2 separate regions of the Homo sapiens genome follow, and region 1 is linked to region 2. A link is an interaction called in ENCODE POLR2A ChIA-PET data of the cell type or tissue named here. Cell type or tissue: Panc1. All regions are shown on one strand. Links, peaks and the distances in the headings refer to the core of each region. The heading gives the core; the rest is flanking DNA. Region 1 overlaps LOC105374171 (a long non-coding RNA gene). Region 2 has its middle 54 kb from the start of MME.

Region 1 (4,000 bases), core at 1-4,000, 72 kb after region 2:
ATTGACATTTTGGACTGAATAATTCTTGGGGAGGAGTGGTACTTTCCTGTGCATCATAAAATGTTTAGCAGCATGCCTGGCTTCTAATAACTAGATGACCACAGCATCCTCACCCCCACTGTGACAACCAAAAATGTCTTTAGACATTGCCAAATGTCCCACCCACTTCCCCACTTCACTGGTTGAGGACCAATCAGCTAAATAAGTGGTAGTTGTTTTAAATCTGTAAGTTTTGTGGGTTTTTTTTGTATACAAAATGCTAATTAATACAGATCCCTTTTTTCTAGCTCTACTGACATTTTCTTACATTTGGTTCCTATAACTTTGCTTTGACTAAATTTTTGCCAGCTGCCTAACTAGTCTTTCTATTAATACTTGGGTTTACTCCTGTAACCCACTTCACACATTTCCATTAGTAGTTAAGCAAATAAACACACAAACACAAATCATATCACTGCAGTAGGACCTCATAACCTGCTTGGCAGAATTCCAAACTCCTGACATAAAAGGTCCTTTATCATTCAGTTTCCACTACAAACCATATGAGGAAGTTTGTATATGCCCCTAAAAAGAATGTTGTTGAATTTTAAAGTTGTTAGGAGCAGATTCTAGTATAGTAGATATTTCCTATTTTATTGAGTATTCATTACGCTGTTTTCCCTTGATCTGGGAAAAAATCCCATATCCTTTTTGGGAAATTATCTCTTCACTGTGTGCAAGATTAAGAAGCCTGTCAATCAAAGTATCTTGACTTTTTCTAACCAAGGGGATGGAAACACAACTTTAGGTACGTTAAATAGCATCTGCTCTAGGATGCAGACTCTTGGAGAATGATGCAAAACCCTAAACAATGATAGGTGTGCCCTTATCCTGTGGTAGCCAATTCACTCCTGTATAATAGTCTAATTTCTGATTCCCCAGTTTGTGTTATTTTTTTTTAAGCCTATTGTAGGCTTTTTCACCTGTACTGGCTGTGATCCTCTCAATATATTCCCTTTTTGGTAATATTATTCAGAGTTTTTTCTGCAATCTTAATTGATCACTCTCACAATAGAAAACAACAAAAACCTGAGTAAAGCAAGAATAAATAACAATGACCAATGTGTCTTTTATGACCTTAGATAAAGTGTGCATTAGTTTTCAAACTAAAATTAGTAGTTATCTTTTAAAAGTATAGTTTAACCATGAATTTATCATAAAATGTTATGGCGAGCTAACTGAATCCTTTTTTAGTCCAAAGGAAAGTTGGATGGCCATGAAACCAATAACTTGGTAGTAGAGACATCAATGGGTCTATAAGTCTGTGACTACGTATGCCAAATTTTTGGTATGTATTGCATTCCTTATTATTTAAGTCAATATATATGAACTAAATCTGATTGTTTGAGGTTTTGTGTGTAATATTTTCTCTTAAATATTTTGTAATATTGACAATAATATCATTTCCTTAAAATAACATTAAATTAATTTTAATATATTTCATAATATATACCTTTGACTAAATCAGTGTGGATTTCTCCCATTCCAGCCCTAATTAATGAAATTCTATTATATTTTTGCTATATCTATCTATAGAAGAAGGAAAAATAATTTTCTCTTAACCCTTAGTCTAGCCTCCTTCATTTCTAGCTAGCTATCTAGCTATCAATCAATCAATCGTATATCGAGGAATCAATTTCCTAGATGCTCCAAGTATTTATAAACCTTATCTTGCATGCCAGAAGTGGGGGAATCAGGTAGCTTAGAGTTTATTTATGCTCTATGCCACTTCTGTTTTATATGCATACTTACAAGCAGAAGACATGTTATAAATGTTCTTCTTCTGACTCTGAGACTCCATTATACTTGCTTAGGTTCTTGAGAAACAGGAGGATGCCCTCTTGAGGTAGTTATTAGCGCTGTACTCTTAAATGTATCCCCTGTCTCCTGTTCTAGGCACATGGTATCATACTTTTCATCCTCATTGTGTCTGAGTGAGGCCCTGTGATTGGTTCTGAATAATAAGTTATGAGCAAAAGTAGCACATGATATTTCCAGGGAAATCATTTAATAGCCAAGGCAAGAACCTTCATAATTCTTTTCTCTCTAATTTTTAATGTTTGAGATGGTGAGTGTTCCCTGAATGATTATGAGCAGAGTAGGTGAATGTATAGATTGAACAAGAAACAAGACTTGATTACTTTAAGTCAATAAGATTTTGTCACTGCAGCATAATGTAGCTTTTCTTGCCTGATAATATCTTTATTTCTGCAAAGTAATTCTTCAGAAATCTGCCTTTTCTCCTAATGGTAAATTTGTTTGGACAAGTAAGAAGATCATCTGAAGGCCCCCACTGATTCTTTAGCCAGTAGTCTAGAAGCTCAATCTTGGTCTTCTTTGGTATATTTGAAAGCACACCTAACCTGCCTTCCTACCTTTCTATCCACTTCCACAGGTTTATAAAGTCTCCTGAAATCTTGAAAATGTCTTAGACAAATGCCCATCATCTAAAACTCTATACCTAAAAAAGTACAATCGAGAAATTCTGCCCCCATCATCAACTTTTTTTTTTTTTTTTGGTTTTCAAAATCCTTTCCTTTTACCTAATAAAAGTTTCTCAAATTCCAGCCTGTTTTACCTCTTCTTGAAACAGGAGGGGAGATAATACTATTTATCTCCTTTTTTGACCCCCAATTTAATAAACATCCTTTCTTCCTCCTTCAGTCTTTTTATTTCTGTTAGCTCTCTATCAGTGTGACTTTGATCTTGATGCCTGACATGTGCTTTCACCTAGAGAAGGTGAAAGTAAAATGGGGATAGGGATTGGGGTAACAACAGGTGCTTTTTCTAACATTTTCTACTGAGGGCACAAAGCATGCCCTGATTTTTAAAAAATGCTGTTAGAATTGGTATTCACATGAACTCAGTTCTGATGTCATTTGTGACAGTTGGAGTGTGATAATCTGTAGGTTTTCTGATTCCAGTGAGGTTATATGCCTGCATATTGACAGGAAGGCTAAAGAAAGCCTCTTTTTCTACTCTTTCCATTTAGCTTGAGCTAAGTGACCCAACAGAGACCTATGAAAGCAGAGAGCAGAAGAGAAACAGGGTAGGGCTATGGGTCACACGTAGTGAATAGAGAAGGAGTGACATCAGTACGAAGTCTGTAGCTTAATAGTTTTCACTAACCACAGTGGCAGCTCTGAGATGAGTTTATTTTGAAAATTCAAGGTTGAAGCCTTTTTAATTCTGAGAAAGAGGAAATTTCTTCAGGATATGTTATTCGTTTCTTTATGGTTTGAGTTTAGTTTTGTTTCAATAGACACCTTTTATGAAGCACAAGACTTCTTTTTTTTTTTTAATTCTGGGAAAGGTGGGTATATAAATAAAATGAAATAGTTCCTATATCTCTTATTGACAGGTTAAATGGCTGGAAATGCTCAACTGAAAAACATTCTGGGGCTCTATTTTGGCTCAGTGGTGACAGAATAGCCATGATGGCCTAGGGCTTAGGAGCTTTAAATTTGTCATCCTTGTTGTAGGAAGTATGTGAGTAATAATCTCTTATATTCTTATACTTTAAGGAAGAAAAGGGAATATATTATTTTTTCTCAAAATATAATATTTTTTCTTTAAAGTCTTCAGAGAAAGAGCTCTCTGGACATTGGACATTCTCATTTCTTACAAGTTTTTAAAATTTTGTTTTAAATTGACAAATTAAAACTGTACCTATTCATGGGGTACATAGTAATATTTCAATTAACTTCATTTAACATAATGTCCTCCCACTTTATCCATGTTGTAAAGAATAACAGAATTTCATTAATTTCTATGTCTGAATAGTATTCCATTGTGTATACATACCACATTTTCTTTATCCATTCGTCTGTTACTGGACACCTATGTTGATTTCTAATCTCGGCTATTACGAATAGTGCCGCCATAACATGGGAGTTTAGATGTCTCTCTGATATAATTATTTTTTTCTCAGAGAGAAATATTTAATAGGGACTTATAAATC
Region 2 (16,522 bases), core at 5,916-9,915:
TAAACTTCTTCCAGTTTTGTTAGGAAGGGGCAGAAGAGGCAGTGAGTATATCGAGTAATGACTGCTAGATATTTTATTAAGACCCTAGGGGGTTTATTTCAAAATGAAACACCCAGTTTTCCTTCATTTGTGCTTTATAAAAATCTCAATTGCATCATATTCCCTCTTAACCTTCTGAAATCTAATCAATCACAGATATTGAAGCCATGTTCAAAAAACCCTGTAAATTGTTTTCTTCCTTGTTAATAAGGCTCTGTACCTCTTCTAAAGTTAGACAGACTGCACAAGGCCAGGAAAACATCACTTCTAACCTCTTGCTCCTAAAATCAAGTTGATAACTATGGTCTGTATTTCTAATGAGGTTTTTAGGTATAAAGGAAATTATTTATTATTGCCAGGGAATCTCCACTTGGGCAGAAAAAGCATACTTGGAGGGAAAATAAATCTCAGAAAACAACCAAAGCACATTCTGGGACTCAGAAATGAACTGGTGGTAAGTTTCTTTGATGGTCAGAGAACACACCCACCCAAATCCTCTTTGTGAACTGTGGCTACAGTGCTCTGGTACTTGCTATATAGGTAAAGGATTTCTATTTTAATCTTGTATACAGATCAGGTCTTCAAAACTCACATCTTACTGTTAAGTTGAGGAGGAAGGCATGCTTCTTAGAAATGACTTTGGAGGTAGTCTTTTTCCCTGTGTACATTTTAAAAATCTGTGGCCTAATTTCTTAAGGCAATTGACCTAGTGTGCTGCATATATTAATTGAGATAATACGCTAATTTTGAATCTGTTGGTATCTTAGGTTTAAGGAATGTCTCCCAGTGTAGGTGTAATTGAATTCTATATTGCCTCAAGTTTATTCTGGTCCAAGGGAAGAAAGTTATATGGGATTTTTATCAACATTTTAATTAGGCTTTTGGTGGTTACTGACCCCTGATGGACTACATTTTTTTTTAATAAAACATAGGTATATCTGTTCATTGTATTCACTACAAACTGCCTGCTCTTTTGACATGCCCTCAATTGCTTGGTGGATGCATTTTCTTATTTGTTTAATCTGCTAGTTCAGCCTTGAAGAACTGATAGACTGTTTTAACATCAAATAGGAAGCAATGTTTAGCCAACAAATGTTGCCTTTTAACATTGAAGTCTCTCTTATTTTATCTTTAAACTGTAAAAAATTCAAGTAGTTGATATTCTCATCTAACCATGAGTTTTAACTTTATTAGTATTTATAACAATAGGCATTTTCACTTGATCTATTAAAATTCCATTATAATGAAGCTTGTTACATAGTTTCCACCATAGTTTTGAATGAATAGAAAACAGTTTTTGAAACATATAACTTGCAAATAAAGAAAAGCTTAATATAATAGATTTAAACTTGAAGGTGGGCAATATTGTCTATTCTAACGTCAGCAATATATTAAGGGATTTCACTGTATTTTCTTCTTATCATGTTCACAGCAGTTTATTATGAAATAGAACAAAATTTCAGGACACTCTAAATTTATGGTGCCAAAGAGGAAGTTAAGCCCTGGAGCCTGAGTCACATAGCATGTTTGCAATTCTGCTTCTTAGGTTATAGCTTAACTCTCTTCTTTAATGTTCTTGTTCTGTAAATGACTAAAAGAGACAGAAACCAGATCTCCCCTCTTCCAATCACAGGTCTTTTTTATAGATTAACTTTCTCCTTTATTGCCCTGTACCTAACTCAGACCAGATGCCACACAAGATTCCATGACAGTTACATCTTTAGTATGGAATGTTAAATATGCCTTTCCCAAAAGAAAAAGACCACCTCAGCTAATTAGATCATTGTAACTATGCATTAAGCCTTACATAGAAAGAGGTTGAAATTCTGTTAAACTTCTCTAGCTTTGTCTATATAAGTGATTCCAAACTTCTGTGCTTCAAAACATTGGCTTCCATTTTTTGTAATCTCTTTTTCTTGTATAGTCTATCCTCGAACTTTGTGTTTGAATAAACTCTCTTTAAACTAGATTCTGACCCTTTTGATTATTTTAGGTTGACATTTTGGTGACCCAGGGGGACCAGAAGCAAGCCTCCTGTGATCCCTGTCATTTTGCCCACAATTAGAGACTTGATCCCAGCACGAATGGTTTTTGTTCATCTGACCTTGCCAGAGCCAGTGGGCATCTGTTGAGGCTCCTTTCAGATTTCAAATCTCCCTGATTTTGATTTGAGATTCAGACTGTATTCAAGCAACCTAATTCACAGTCAATGGAGTTGGAATTGAAGCTCTGCTTTTAAGATAGGAGTTTCATTGGTTATTTTCTAGAGATTTTGCTGACTGCAGATTTGGGATTTTTACTTTTTACTGAGGTTTTGAATGTCTTTCTTGTTAGAGTTTGCAACATTTTCTGTTGTATGAAATTTGGTCAAGGAGAAACAACTTCTTTTTAAAAACAAAAAGTGAAATAATTGTGGCTTAAGGGAAAATTTGTAATCTTTAAAACTGGTCAGATTCTGAAGCTTGATTCAATTGACAAATCTAATCTTTCTCCTTAAATGAACAAAATTTCTCCTACAAGATCTTTTTGGTCATTCAAAAGGAAAATCTAAATTATGGACTATCGTACCTCTAAAGGAGAGATCTATCTTTAAAAACTACAGTGAGATTTATGTATAATATTTATGGTGTTACCTCACATCAATATCTAGAAAAATGGTTTTACTTAAGCTGTGAAGACCCCAAACTAAAATAGTGAAAATGGGGTACCTTGGAAATAGCTACATTAGTTTATCTGCATGTTTAATTAAAAACAAAAGCTGGTGGCCGGGTGCGATGGCTCATGCCTGTTATCCCAGCACTTTGGGAGGCCAAAGCGGACGGATGATCTGAGGTCAGGAATTCGAGACCGGCCTGCCAAACATGGCAAAATCCCGTCTCTACTAAAAATACAAAAAAGTAGCCGGGTGTGGTGGTGGGCACCTGTAATCCCAGCTACTTGGGAGGCTGAGGCAGGAGAATCACTTGAACCCGGGAGGCAGAGGTTGCAGTGAGCCAAGATCTTGCCACTGCACTTCAGCCTGGGCGACAAGAGCGAAACTCTGTCTCAAAAACAAAACAATACAAAACAAACAAAAAGCAAAAGCTGGCTATAAAATAAAAACAAAACAACCTAGAGAGCTATTTTTCAATGGTACTTAGAAGCTTCTAAAAGACATTCTGATAAAGTCATTTCTTTACAAGAGATTGCCTAAAACTATTTCTAAATTTAAAAAGACATTCAAAGTTTTCTCCCTTTTATTTCCAACTACTCCTTCTTCTTCCTCTATGATCTGAACTTACCTCTTTCTGCTTGTTCCCTCAACTCCCACACATCTCTTAGGCAAATTTTTGGAATTCCATATTGCACAATTTTCTTTCTCTCAAAAGGGGAAAATGTATTTAAATTTGGACCAGAGGGAACAGAGTTGCTACAGAATGAAAATGAAACTACTGAAATTATAAAATACAGATCCAACAATTTTTTTTCTAAACTGGAATTAATAAATGACACTTATGATTTATTGACCTAATATCAGATGATACCCTTTAAATACCCTGCTCTTAAAGATGTAAAGCTTAACATGTCTGTAAAATGTTAACATTCAAGGGATTAGCTAAGCAACATTACAGCTGAAACAAGTTAAAATCCTTTACATCTCAAAGTTCCCTCTTTGGATCCCCTGTAGGACTTAAAGAAAATCATTCCAAACTGCAGTCTATGGCTAAGATTCTGTGCTGCTATGACTGTGACCCAGGATGAATTCCCTATCAGGGAACCAGTCTTATTTGTTTTAAATTATTCATATGACTCTTGATCTTTTGGAGTAACCATTTATTATTGATTTTTTTTCCTCTTCCATGGACAGATTTTCACATCCGGTCTCTCCATCTGTGGGGCATACAAGGCTTTTGGACCTTCATGCATAGGCACTTAGCTGACAAGCTGAGATCGTAGAAAATACAGCCAGACAGAAATGTGACATGTATTCCATTTGCAGCTAGCAAAACTTTTCTTTCTTTGAGCTGTCTTTGGGGTGATCCTATATCTTGTGAGGATTGCTTGGCACCTCTTTGGAGATGCCTAGCTTATTATCAGTTAAGTCATAAACTTTGTTAAGATGTATTGGTTTGTGAAAAAATACTCTTGGTTTAAACTAGAAAAAAAAAAGCTGGATAAAGTGTTTATAAAAGATAGGACTTCAGGCAAAGTATTCTTGTTTCTTTTCGGAGCTATCTACACTGAGTACAGATACAGAAAATGCTTTCTTTGCCCTATCGATTAAAGGGCTACACCCTGAAGTCAATAATCTAACAACAACAACAACAACAAAAACAAAACAAGCAAAGTTGAAAAGACCACCTAAGTGTAGATTGGTCTCCAAAATATGACTTTCTGGGATTTAGCTGGCTATTTTGAAATTCTATATAAAAGAAAAAATTATACTTACAAAGAAAATCTCCATTTGTAAGGGCATCTCCCTCCTGTACCTAAACCACTAGAAACTTTTACAGTGAGGAAGACATTGGCTTAAAGTTTATATAATTTACCATTCTTAAGACACTTTTCTCAACCATTTTATCTTGATTGAATCTTTACCTATTCCCTTTTTTGTCTGAACAAATAATGGCGTTTAGATCTAATTTCTGTGCCTTTGGGATGTAAATGTTCACCTAAAAGTCATGTCTTTGGGCATGCAAATTGAGGATTGCCTAACTAACAATTGCTTAGGCCTCAATAGTCTAAAGGGAGAGAAAAACTATTTAAAAATTGGTAAATGAAGAATATTCTAAAGGCATAAGATCTATTTCTGTCTGTGTGCCTATATGTCTATATATTTATATGTGTCATGAGTATGTGATATTTCACTATCAAAATGTGGGAAAGAACTTTAATTAATTGGCTTAGAGGAAAATTAAGTACTTAAGTATTTTATCAGAAAAATAGAAACTAACTCAAATGCCTTTTCGTTCACATGATTTTAGTATTCTTTGGCAAGTAGAACTAGTTTTAAAATTGTTGCCAAAATAACATGTAAATGTCTTCAGAATTGTTAGTATTAAATATAATTCATACATTTTGCCAGGGTCTACTGCTCAGACAGGGTTACACTGTTTCTAATAGATATTTTAAGGTCCTAAAACTGTTCATTTTGTTATACTTTTGATACTTGCTTGACTTGGCTTGAGCTAAATTAATTTTATGTGTAATTAAATACTAGATACGGGAAAAATAGTCTTGATGCAAATATAAAAAAGATTTATCTTTAGAAAAAACAAAAACATAAAAATGTGGTTTTTTAGTAAAAAATTAATTTGTCTAGTTTAAGAGGTTATTTAAATTAAAGGACTATGATATAAATAAAACTAAAAGGACCTAAAATATTGGAGAAAGGAATAAATAGAAAAAAATTTTTTAAGAAGTTATAAAAGGTTTATGAAACTCTTATATGGTCAAAGTTGGTTGAGATTGGATGGATTTGTTTTTAAGGTTTTATTAAAATTGGCTTTAGTATTGATAATACACTAATACAAAAGTAAAATTTGGTTTCCTCCTTTTTGTGTAGTATTAACAAGAAATAGTAAGAAAAATTGTGCTTCCCTTTTGCATGAACTGCAAAAATTTGGACAAAGGAAGAGACAGATTCTGTTGGTCTCATGTTGTGTTTATTAGGACTTTGTTTAATAACTTTGATCTCCTTTCTATCAAAGATTAAAAGTTTTTGCTTTTTGTGAAACCTTTACATGATCACTTTGGCTAAATGATTGACTTATTTTACCATAACCTGTGATTCTGTTTTGATATGAAGTGTTTTAAACCTTTGATATTTGCTGTACTTCCCCAAATCAAATTTCAAACACTAAAATTAAGTCTTTGTAGCCCAAACTAACTTGTAAGTAACAAAAAGAAACCCCTAGAAGTCCAAGAGAGGCAAATTTAGACTGGAATGAATTCTTTTTAAAAATAAATGCTGACCCTTTTGATTACTTTAGGTTGACATTTCAATTGACAATAAAGATGTAATGCTACCAAAAATCATTTTACTTTAGCCTGACGTTTGATCCTAAACTTCTGAGACAGTCAGAATTCATTTAGAATAATTACACCTTTCATTTCCAAGATACAAGACTTGGAAAAGTCTGCTATCTTGCTCTGATGATCTGTTCCTCCATCTATAAAGTGTGGCTAGCCTTCTGAAGATATAATCAGACATAAACGTAGAAATGTGGAAAGCAGGTAGTACAGCATCTGCTACACCAGGTGATCCCCTTGCTAATAATGAGCAGCCACATTGCCTCCTGCCTTTTCCTCACTCCTGTCCTTAGGCTTTACCCTAACTGTCCTCTCTATTCCCAGATTATTACATGGCTGGCTCCTTTCAACATGCAGCTCTCACTTCATTGGCAAGGTAACCACCCAATCTCATGTATTCCCCATTTCTAATTAGGTTGTGCCACATTAATCCATTTTATGGTTCTCTTAGTCCTTATCACTAAACACAATTAACTTATTTGTCTGTTTACTTGTTTCTCTTCTGTCCTATCTTTATAGAAGAGAAGATCCTGGAGAGTAGAAATGTTGTCTGTTTCACTAAATCTCCAGAGCCTAGAAAGGTGCATGATAATAGGCATCAAATGAATGAATAAATGATGGTCCTCACCCCTTTCCTTTCACTGAGTCCATTCCCATTTTAAAAAGAAGGCAGAATTCTCTCTTTAGGGTTACATTTACCCATGCATGAATAGATTGCTAGAAATTAGTAAACAGATAATACAAGGCAAAAAAGTACATCTCTATTTGATTGTGCTGATGAAAAGTAAAAATATTAATATATTTGAGGTAAAAGATTTATTTCATTTATTCAGTCAACAAACTTTTTGAGTATCTATTATGTGCTTAGGATTGGGCTAGCTGTGAAGGTTAAAATGCATAAAACTATAAATCATATAGTTTAAAAAGCACCTAATCTCATTGTCAGAGTAAACTATTTGTGTGTTTTTAATCTGTTGCCTTTTAGCCAGTTATACCTTTAATGCTATTAAAATGCTAAAATTCTATCTAAGCCTACTGTTAAGGGATTCTATAGAAGAAATCCTAACACAAAGAAATTTAACAACAGTAATATTTGAGCTGGGCCTTTAAGATTGAATAGAGGTTTTCAGATCAGGGAAAGGAGGAAGAGCACTCAGATAAAGCAAGTAGCATGAGCAAAGGCCCAGAAGGGCCCTGGCACTCTGTATGTGCTGAGGGCAGGGAAGGTGGTTGGGAGAAATCCGCTAATAGCCTTTAAGGCTGAACAAGCACAGCAGGGAGTGAGCAGGACTAGAAAGATAAATTGGAACCTTGAAGAACCATAAAAACCTTGCCCAGGGCTTTAGACTTTACAGGAAATAGGAGTGTAAGATCAGATCTGCATTTTAGAGAGCTCTTCCTTATGGTTGTGTAGATGAGGGAAGTGTTACGTACAAGAGAAGAGAGAGACAGGAAGCATTGAGAGATTAGAGCAGGAATCCAGGCAATATATCAAGAAGCCCTGACTCAGGGCAGTTCTGAAATGAGTCCAAGGAAGAGATGGATTTGAGAAAAATTTAGCAGGGTAGCACTGCCAAACCAAAAATGATTTTGGAAATGTCTAAGTATATTGACAAATATTAGAAATGCAAAGAGAAGCTTGAGACTTCAGTTTCTGGGATGTTGAAATTGAGGTGCTTGCAAAATACCCAGGCTAAATAGATCTATTGGGTAATTTAATATTTGAATCAATGCTTGTTAAAATTATTATTACTGTCTGAGTAGATAGACAGAATAAAGTAGCAAATCTATTGTAAACTCTTGTTTTGTTTAAAGACATAAAGGAAAAAGAGGTTAGGAAACATCATCAACCTGCTTCTGGACATTTGTGTTTCTACAGCTTTATTTATGAAGAATCACACTCAGATACTAGGATAGCTGGATGAGGGTATTACTTAAGAGGCTTCTTTTTCTTTCTTGCTTGCTTTTCTGGGGGAGGTGGGGGGAATGGGACAGAGTCTCACTGTCACCCAGTCTGGAGTCCAGTGACATGATCTCGGCTCAGTACAACCTCTGCCTGTGGGGTTCAAGCGATTCTTATGCCTCAGGCTCCCAAGTAGCTGGGATGAAAGGCACGCGCCACCACACCCAGCTAATTTTTGCAATTTTAGTAGAGACGGGATTTCACCATGTTGCCCAAGCTGGTCTTGAATTCCTAACTTCAGGTGATCCACCCACCTCGGCCTCCCAAAGTGCTGGGATTACAGGTGTGAGCCACTGCGCTCAGCCAAGGCTTATTTTTCTTACAGGGAAGTAGTGATCTAACTCTGTCTTTGACCTTGAGGGACTAGTGATAATAACAATAAAAAAAGCCATTCAGTGGTAGAAGTGGGATTTAAACCCTAGCACCTTGGCTCCAGAGTTCATTTTTTTAACCCATTTGAGTTTCCTGACTGACAAGTTGTGAGGGCCTCAATGAATAGATAAATGGACACTGAGCTGGGAGTGTTCCTTAAAACAACTCCACCCACCCCCCTACCCCAACAAACAAACAAACCCTAAGCATTCAATCCTGTTTGCTTCAGTTTCCCAAGGGAAATGCATGGAGCATGCCTATAGCAGAACAGATCAATGTAACTGCTGTTAGAATGTCCATGGCTACACTGGCAAAAGAGGGGCAGAATCTGTACTTTCTTTCTGTGTTTGGCTTTTTTTTAGGATTATTAATATTTCTATGGTTTGCTAAAACCTGATACCTGATATCTTTTAGTCTGCAAAAATCTGATACCAGGCAGATAACTTGAGGTCAGGAGTTCAAGACCAGCCTGGCCAACATGGTGAAACCCCATCTCTACTAAAAATATAAAAATTAGCTGGGTATGGTGGCGGGCACCTGTAATCCCAGCTACTTGGGAGGCTGAGGCAGGAGAGAATTGCTTGAATCCAAGAGGCAGAGGTTGCAGTGAGCCGAGATCGTGCCATTGCACTCCAGCCTGGGCGACAGAGTGAAACTCTGTCTCAAAAAAAAAAAAAAAAAAAAAGAAAGAAAGAAAGAAAAAATCTGATACCACTTGGTATCTACTTTGTCTCTACTTTTTTTTTTTTTTGAGACAGGGTCTCGCTCTGTCTCCCAGGCTGGAGTGCAATGGCACTATCTCGGCTCACCGCAACCTCTGCCTCCTGGGTTCAAGTGATTCTCCTGGTTCAGCCTCCTGAGTAGCTGGGATTACAGGTGCCTGCCACGATGCCCAGCTAATTTTTGTATTTTTGTAGAGATGGGGTTTCACTTTGCTGACCAGGCTGGTCTCGAATTCCTAACCTCAAGTGATCCACCCACCTCGGCCTCCCAAAGTGATCCATACTTTGTCTCTACTTTTGCCTACAAATTTCCCCTAGTTCTCCAGAATTCATTTACTGTGCACCCTGACACCAATTTTAGAAGAATAAAGCACAAACCCATCAGAGTTTATCTCTGGTCACTGGCACAGTTGGCTGAGTAGATGTGTCCTCCCCATTGGCAGGCATATAGTGGCAAAGGCTGGGCTGCACCCTGGGTGGTGTTTTTCCTCTCAGAGCCAGAGTAAGAGGTTTGAGTGTTGCAGATACTCTGCTCCACCTTTCAGGAAGATGCATCCCTCATTATCTGCCCCTGGGGCCCTACCTAACAAGCCTGATCTTTCTGCGAGACAGACTTCACATATTTGGAGACAGCTATTAAGTTCAGTGGGTCTATTTTCTCCAAGTTGAAAAAATCACACTTTTTCAGCTATTTTTCATGTGGCATGGTTTTGAGTTGTTTGATGGTCCTTCCTATGCTTCCAAAGATATCACCCCAATTCCCCTCTACTTCCTGCAGCAGTAATTCTACCATAGGCAGGACCATTTTTATTTTTCATTGTAGACATTTTCTGCATTCATATATAATTTTATGTGCACATAAGTATGCACCTTTATAGGAAATGTATCTCTACGACAGATGTCCCTTTTTCTATGTTATGCTCTTATTTCTAAAATTGTTCACCAAAAATGACCAAATCAGGGCAAGATCAGTGCAAAAAGTATCAATAAAATAGACACATGTTGATAATATCAGTTATAATATAGCAGAAAAAGTGGAATGATATCAATATATAAAGTTAAGGTTGAATGGCATTACTCCCCTCCTTTATTTACAACTTTATTGTCCTCTCTTCAGACTGCCAGCTCTATTTATTATTCTTGTGAAAACAACATAAATCAATACATACACCAAATTAAGCATCAAGTTGGGGCATGGGAGTGGATTAAGAGCTGCATAAAGTGAAATGCTAACAGCATAAATTATATCAGTGTAGATAAGATTCTCAGGCTTCAACTAAAGTTAAGCAGTTAGTAATAAATTTAAAAAATGAAACTCAACTACTTACAGCCAAGAGCGTGTGTAGTGTAAACTCCCCCACATTCATATGCTGTACACCCTTGGGCCAGCTTTCAGAGGAGCAAGTCACAAATCCATCACTGTGTATCCCCAGCCATGGTAGGCACCAATTCCTGGTGAAAAAGGAATCCCAGTTTTCAATCTCCAGTGATAACCATCAACAACCATTCGTCATACTCAGTAGGAATGTGGAAAAAACAACACTCACTGGGTGTTTTTTTTCTGCTCTCACTACAACAACTGACACATACTTCTTTTTTTTTTTTGGAGATGGAATTTCACTCTTGTTGCCCAGGGCAATGGTGCCATCTCGGCTCATTGCAACCTCCACTTCCTGGGTTCAAGAGATTCTCCTGCCTCAGCCTCCCGAGTAGCTGGGATTACAGGGGCCCGCCACTATGCCCAACTAATTTTTGTATTTGGAGTAGAGACAGGGTTTCACCATGTTACCCAGGCTGGTCTTGAACTCCTGACCCCAAGTGATCTGCCCACCTCAGCCTCCCAAAGTGTTGGGATTACAGGCGTGAGCCACTGCACCTGGCCTTGACACAGACTTCTGTGACCGAATGTATGTGGGTTTTTCCCCACACATGAAGCAGAGGACACCAGCTGGGTTTCCTCTAATTCAATTCTGACACTACCTGGAGATAGCCTTGGATCCCTAGGTTGAGGACTCAGTCCCCAAGACTTCCCCCACCCAGTTCAGACACCAGTCACAAGTCCAAGCTCCAGAATTTCTGACCAATCAGCTTCCACTGGGGTTCCTACAGCCGTCTCTTGGGGTTCAATTAGTTTGTTAGAGTGGCTCACAGAACTCAGGGAAACTTATATTTACCAGTTTATTACAAAGATATTTTAAATGATACAAATAAATACCCAGATGAAGAGATGCAAGGGTGAGGTCTGGAAGGATCCTGGACACAGAGGCTTTTGTCCTTGTGGAGTTGGGGTGCACCACCCTCCCGGCACATGGATAAATTCTTGTTTGGTTTCTTATAAACCTCCACGTGTTCAGCTATCCAGAAGCCCCCAAACCCTGTCTTCTTGGATCTTTTATGAAGACTTCATTGGATAAGCATGATTGACAATCATGTAGAAATGTGATTGGACAAAAAGGTATAATTTAGTACAAACAGGCAGAGTGGGAAAACCCAGCAAGGCCTGTCCAGATTCTTCTTGGCATGTCTGTGGAGCAATCCTTCTTCCAGGGTATGGGGCAGAAGGTTCTCTGGAATGAGGGTCTTATGACCCAAAATCAGATTATAGTCCTGCCTCAGGCACATAAAAGGAGGGCAGGGGAGGGTCAGAGAGAGAGAGATCCTGTCTTCTGAGGCCTGTTTCTGAGGCCTAAGGCATCTCAACATTATAACAAAGGCTATGGGACTTATGAGACAGGAACTGTGGATGAAAGCATGTATATCACTCCGGAAGGAGGCCACACCACTGTTCCCAATACTAAAAACTACAAGGCTTTTGTATTCCCACTACATTCCACATATTCTCAACTCTTGTTTTCTGAGTTATTTCCAAGAATGCCTTTGTGTTCTTGTCTCGGTGTCCTCTGAAGTTGTAAACTCACTGCACAGCACACTCACTTCCACAAATAAAAGTTTGAATGGTCTTTGGAAGAGGGCTTTTCTTTGTTGCTACTTCCAGCCCTGGCTCATCAGCCAGACCACCTCAACTCCAAGTTCAGTTACACATTTCCCTAAAGAACATGTTCGTTTTCTTTGCTTTAGCTCTGCTCTCTTTCCCAAGCTTCTTTACAACCTGAAGCCTAGATGCTGAGAGAAGGCAGAGAATAGTCCACTTTCTGTGATCCTGACCTTTTCTATCAGCAGTCTTCAGCAAATCTCTCTCAAGAATTTCCTGGTATAACATACTTTATGGTAGTAGTTTCACTCTTTTATGTTTATTTTTAATCTAAGGCATTTTTTAAAAGAAAAAATCTTATCCAGAAACTAAAAATATTGAAGATGTAAAACTGAGGGGCAGATATGGATTTGGGGGCTGAAGTCTGTATTTGACTCCTTCCCTGATTTGTAAGGCTCCATGGAAAAGACTCTGTGCTTTGGCCTGAATGTTTCTGTCCCTCAAATATTCATATGTTGAAATTCTAACTCCTAAGATGTTCATATTAGGAGGTGGGACCTTTAGTAGGTAATAAGGTCATGAGTGTAGAGCCCTGATTGTTGAGATTAGTGCCTGCTATGGTCTAAATATTTGTGCCCCCCGCCCCAACCTCCAAGTTTATATGTTGAAATGCCAGCCCTCAAGATGATGGTATTGGGAGGTGGGGCTTTGGGGATGATATTGAGAAGTGGGGTCTTTGTGAGACTTAACTCTCATAATTGGGATTAGTACCCTTATAAAAGAGAACCCAGAGAACTGCCTCCCTCTTTTCACCATGTGAAGACACAGTGAGAAGTCATCATTTATGAACCAGAAAATGAGCCTTCATGAGACATCGAATCTGCCAGAGCCTTGATCTTTAACTTCCCAGCCTCCAGAAGTGTGCGATGAAAATTTCTGTTGTTTATATGCTACCCAGTTTCAGGCATTTTGTGATAGGAACCCAAAGGGACTAAGGCAGTGCCCTTATAAGAAGAGAGATGTGAGAGCTGTCAGGCCTCTGAGCCCAAGCTAAGCTATCATATCCCCTGTGACCTGCACGTATACATCCAGATGGCCTGAAGCAACTGGAGATCCACAAAATAAGTGAAAATAGCCTTAACTGATGACATTCCACCATTGTGATTTGTTCCTGCCCCACCCTAACTGATATGATATATTCTTGCCCGCCCTTAAGAAGTTACTTTGTAATATTCTCACTGCCCTTGAGAATGTACTTTGTATGCCTATCCCAAACCTGTAAGAACTAATGATAATCCCACCACCCTTTGCTGACTCCTTTTTCGGACTCAGCCCACCTGCACCCAGGTGAAATAAACAGCCTTGTTGCTCACACAAAGCCTGTTGGTGGTCTCGTCACACGGATGCATGTGACAAGAGCTTGCTTCCTCTCCTTCTACTCTCCACCATGTGAGCGTAGAATGAAAAGATGGCAGTCACTGGATCCATAGGCACTTTGATCTTGGACTTCTCAGGCTCCAGAACTGTGATAAATAAATTTTAATTGTTTAAGCCACCCAGCCTATGATACTCAGCCAGTTATAGTAGCCCGAACTGGCTGAGACACCTCGAAAAACACTATTTGAAGTGGGGTGTCTTAGCATGCACCCTGTTTTTTGTTTTGTTTTGTTTTTTTGAGACAGAGTCTCGCTCTGTCGTACAGGCTGGAGTGCAGTGGCACGATTTCAGCTCACTGCAGCCTCTGCCTCTGAGGTTCAAGTGATTATCCTGCCTCAGCCTCCCCAGTAGCTGGGATTACAGGCATGTGCCACCATGCCTGGCTAATTTTTATTTTTAGTAGAGACGAGGTTTCACCATGTTGGCCAAGCTAGTTTCAAACTCCTGACCTCAGGTGATCTGCCTGTCTCGGCCTCCCAAAGTGCTGGGATTACAGGCGTAAGCCCACTCCCAGCCACACCTTGTTAAGCTAATTTAAAGTCTCCTTTTCTCCCTCCCTCCTTCTCTATCTCTTCTCCTTCCCTCTCTCCTTCTCCCTCTCTTTCTCTCTCACTCTTTCTTTTTCCATATAGCTCCAGTTTTATTTTAAAGCCCGAATACTTTCTCTCCAGGTTATTCTGAAAACATTTTTTCTTATTTTTCTCTTCATTAACTTTTCCTTTGGCACTCTATAAAAGCCGTGATCTTACTGAGTTCAGAACATTTTTCTGTATACTTTTTTTTTTTTTAAGACAGAGTTTCATTCTGTCACCCGGGCTGGAGTGCAGTGGCGTGATCTTGGCTTACCACAACATCTGCCTCCTGGGTTCAAGCGATTCTCCTGCCTCAGCCTCCTGAGTAGCTGGGATTACAGGTGTGCACCACCATGCCCGCCTAATTTTTGTATTTTTAGTAGAGATGGGGTTTCACCATGTTGGGCAGGCTGGTCTCAAACTCCTGAACTCATGATCTGCCTGCCTTGGCCTTCAAAATGCTGGGATTACAGGCATGAGCCACCACTCCCGGCCTCTCTGTATTACTTTCAACAAGCATTTACTGAGTACTTATGTTCCAGGCACTGGAAAAACAACCAAATGAACAAAAATTCCTGCCCCCATGGAATTCTCATTCAAGTGGGGCAAAACAGACAGTAAACAAAATAAATAAATAATGAAGTAGAAAGTCTTAAGTATTACAGAACAAAGTAAACTAGGAGGGTAAATAGAAAGCATGTGAGTGGGTGGTTTCAGCTATAAATTGTGTACCTTGAAGAAGGTGAACAGTGGGTAATATCTTGAGGATGAGCAGCTCAGGGACAAAGGCCCCTGGGTGACTATGCCTCTGGCATTTGGCATGTTGGAGGAACAGCAAAAGGCAGAGTGGATGAAGGGGTGTAAATAAAGCTGAGAGTAGGAAATGAGTTTGAAGAGACACAGAGAGGCCAATCTTGCAGGGCCTTGTAAACTGTTACAAGGACCTTGGCATTTGCTCTGAGAGAGAATGGGAGTCATTGGAGAGTTATGCTAACTACAAGCTCTGGTTTATATTCTTCAAGGATTACTTGGCTGCAGGGTGTGAAGAGACTGAAGCAGGGCAAAGGTGAAAGCGGGGAAACCTTTTGAAGAGGCCTTTACTTTAGGAAGTCCTTAACTCATAAACTTACCTCAGCCAATACATTGTTGGTCTCTTACTGTTTCCAGGCATTGGGTTAGGCATTAGGGAGATGATAGTCAAAAGACTCGGTAATTATTTTATTTGTTTCTGTCCACACCAAGACTTTTTTTGTTTTTTGGGTTTTTATGGTTTGTTTGTTTTGTTTTGTTTTTTTGCTAGTTTACCAGACTATATAAAAATGTGTGGCTTACAGTTGACATTCCTGTTATTCTACTTCCAGGGAATGGACATTTAACATTATCTATTCTTATTTTAATTAAGACATCTTTGAATACATTCAATTGCTCTGAAAAAATCTGCCCGTATCTCTAAGGCAATGCAATTTTCTGAAATTTTACCATGGTGTCTTATTGAGATTGCACAAGGTTATCTGCTCTAACAGTTTAGATAATATCATCCCAGAAAAAAGACATCCAGTTGCCGTACACATGGTTGCAAGGTGGTGATTCACTGATTAGCAAAACATATCAAGTTCCTGCTTGACACCCAGGGAAGGAGGTGTAACTTAGGGAAAACACTGCAAAACAGGAAGTCATCAGACTTAGGTTTGCATCCTCCTCAATTACTCAACTATTCACTGTGACTTTGAATTTACCACATGTAATCCTTACCTTCTTTGAGCCTTAGCTTCATCCTCTGTCAAATGGACATGGTAAGAGTTCCTGAGCCTCCTCTCTCGGGAATCTGAGGAGATGAAGTGAGCTGAAGCAGTGTGGGTCTGTGCTCTGTAAAGTACTCAGTGCAAGACTGCTGTCATTCTTTGCCAAATACCGCCAACCTCTGAGTGAAATTGTTCTTGGAATCTCCCAACTTCTTGAGCATTGTGTGTTGAGGTATAGGATTTCTTAAATGTTTTCTTACATGTCGGACTCCAGAATCTCTCTCCAATTTGATTCTGACATCAGTAAGAGTACTGACTCTGGTTTTCACTCCTGTCTAGTGATGAGGTTGAGTGGGTCTCTGCAGGGTTAGACCAGGCTATTCTAGCCAAGCTCACCAAATCGCTGAAAGGCCAGGAAAACCCTGGAGGGAGACACTAACACTGTTAACAATTCCTGTGGAGATCCTAAAAACTGCCTTCACAATTCTCTTATATGTCCATAATTTTCCCTGATGGAAACATGGTTTATATGTGCAGAAGACAAGGCCACATCAAGAGAGTGAGGTTTTTTGTTGTTGTCATTTTGTTTTGTTTTGTTTTTGACAGAATCTTGCTCTGTCACCCAGGCTGGAGTGCAGTGGTGCGATCTCGGCTCACTGCAACCTCCACCTCCCAGGTTCAAGCAATTCTCCTGCCTCAGCCTCCGGAGTAGCTGAGACTACAGGCACTCT

The links. ChIA-PET counts read pairs that join two places held together with the same protein. Peaks named below come from ENCODE experiments on the same cell type or tissue, not always from the same donor. Only the 100,000 strongest peaks of a DNase experiment are listed, where the experiment ranks them.
Region 1: POLR2A ChIA-PET joins it to region 2 with 5 read pairs; 3 of 35 experiments call an interaction of 5 or more read pairs at or near these places.

Annotation. Positions count from the first base shown.
Region 1 is chr3:154,952,840-154,956,839 of GRCh38, reverse strand. LOC105374171 (a long non-coding RNA gene) reads left to right here. Exons shown (of 5, transcript XR_001740568.2): 3 at 1,234-1,327. Among named protein-coding and RNA genes, the nearest start is that of MME, 130 kb to the left of the region's middle. In Panc1, for the core only: no CTCF peak of the experiment used is centred there; a DNase peak (open chromatin) is centred at 1,881.
Region 2 is chr3:155,018,239-155,034,760 of GRCh38, reverse strand. It overlaps a transcript of MME not described here. Among named protein-coding and RNA genes, the nearest start is that of MME, 54 kb to the left of the region's middle. RefSeq lists a silencer at 7,127-7,421. In Panc1, for the core only: no CTCF peak of the experiment used is centred there; no DNase peak of the experiment used is centred there.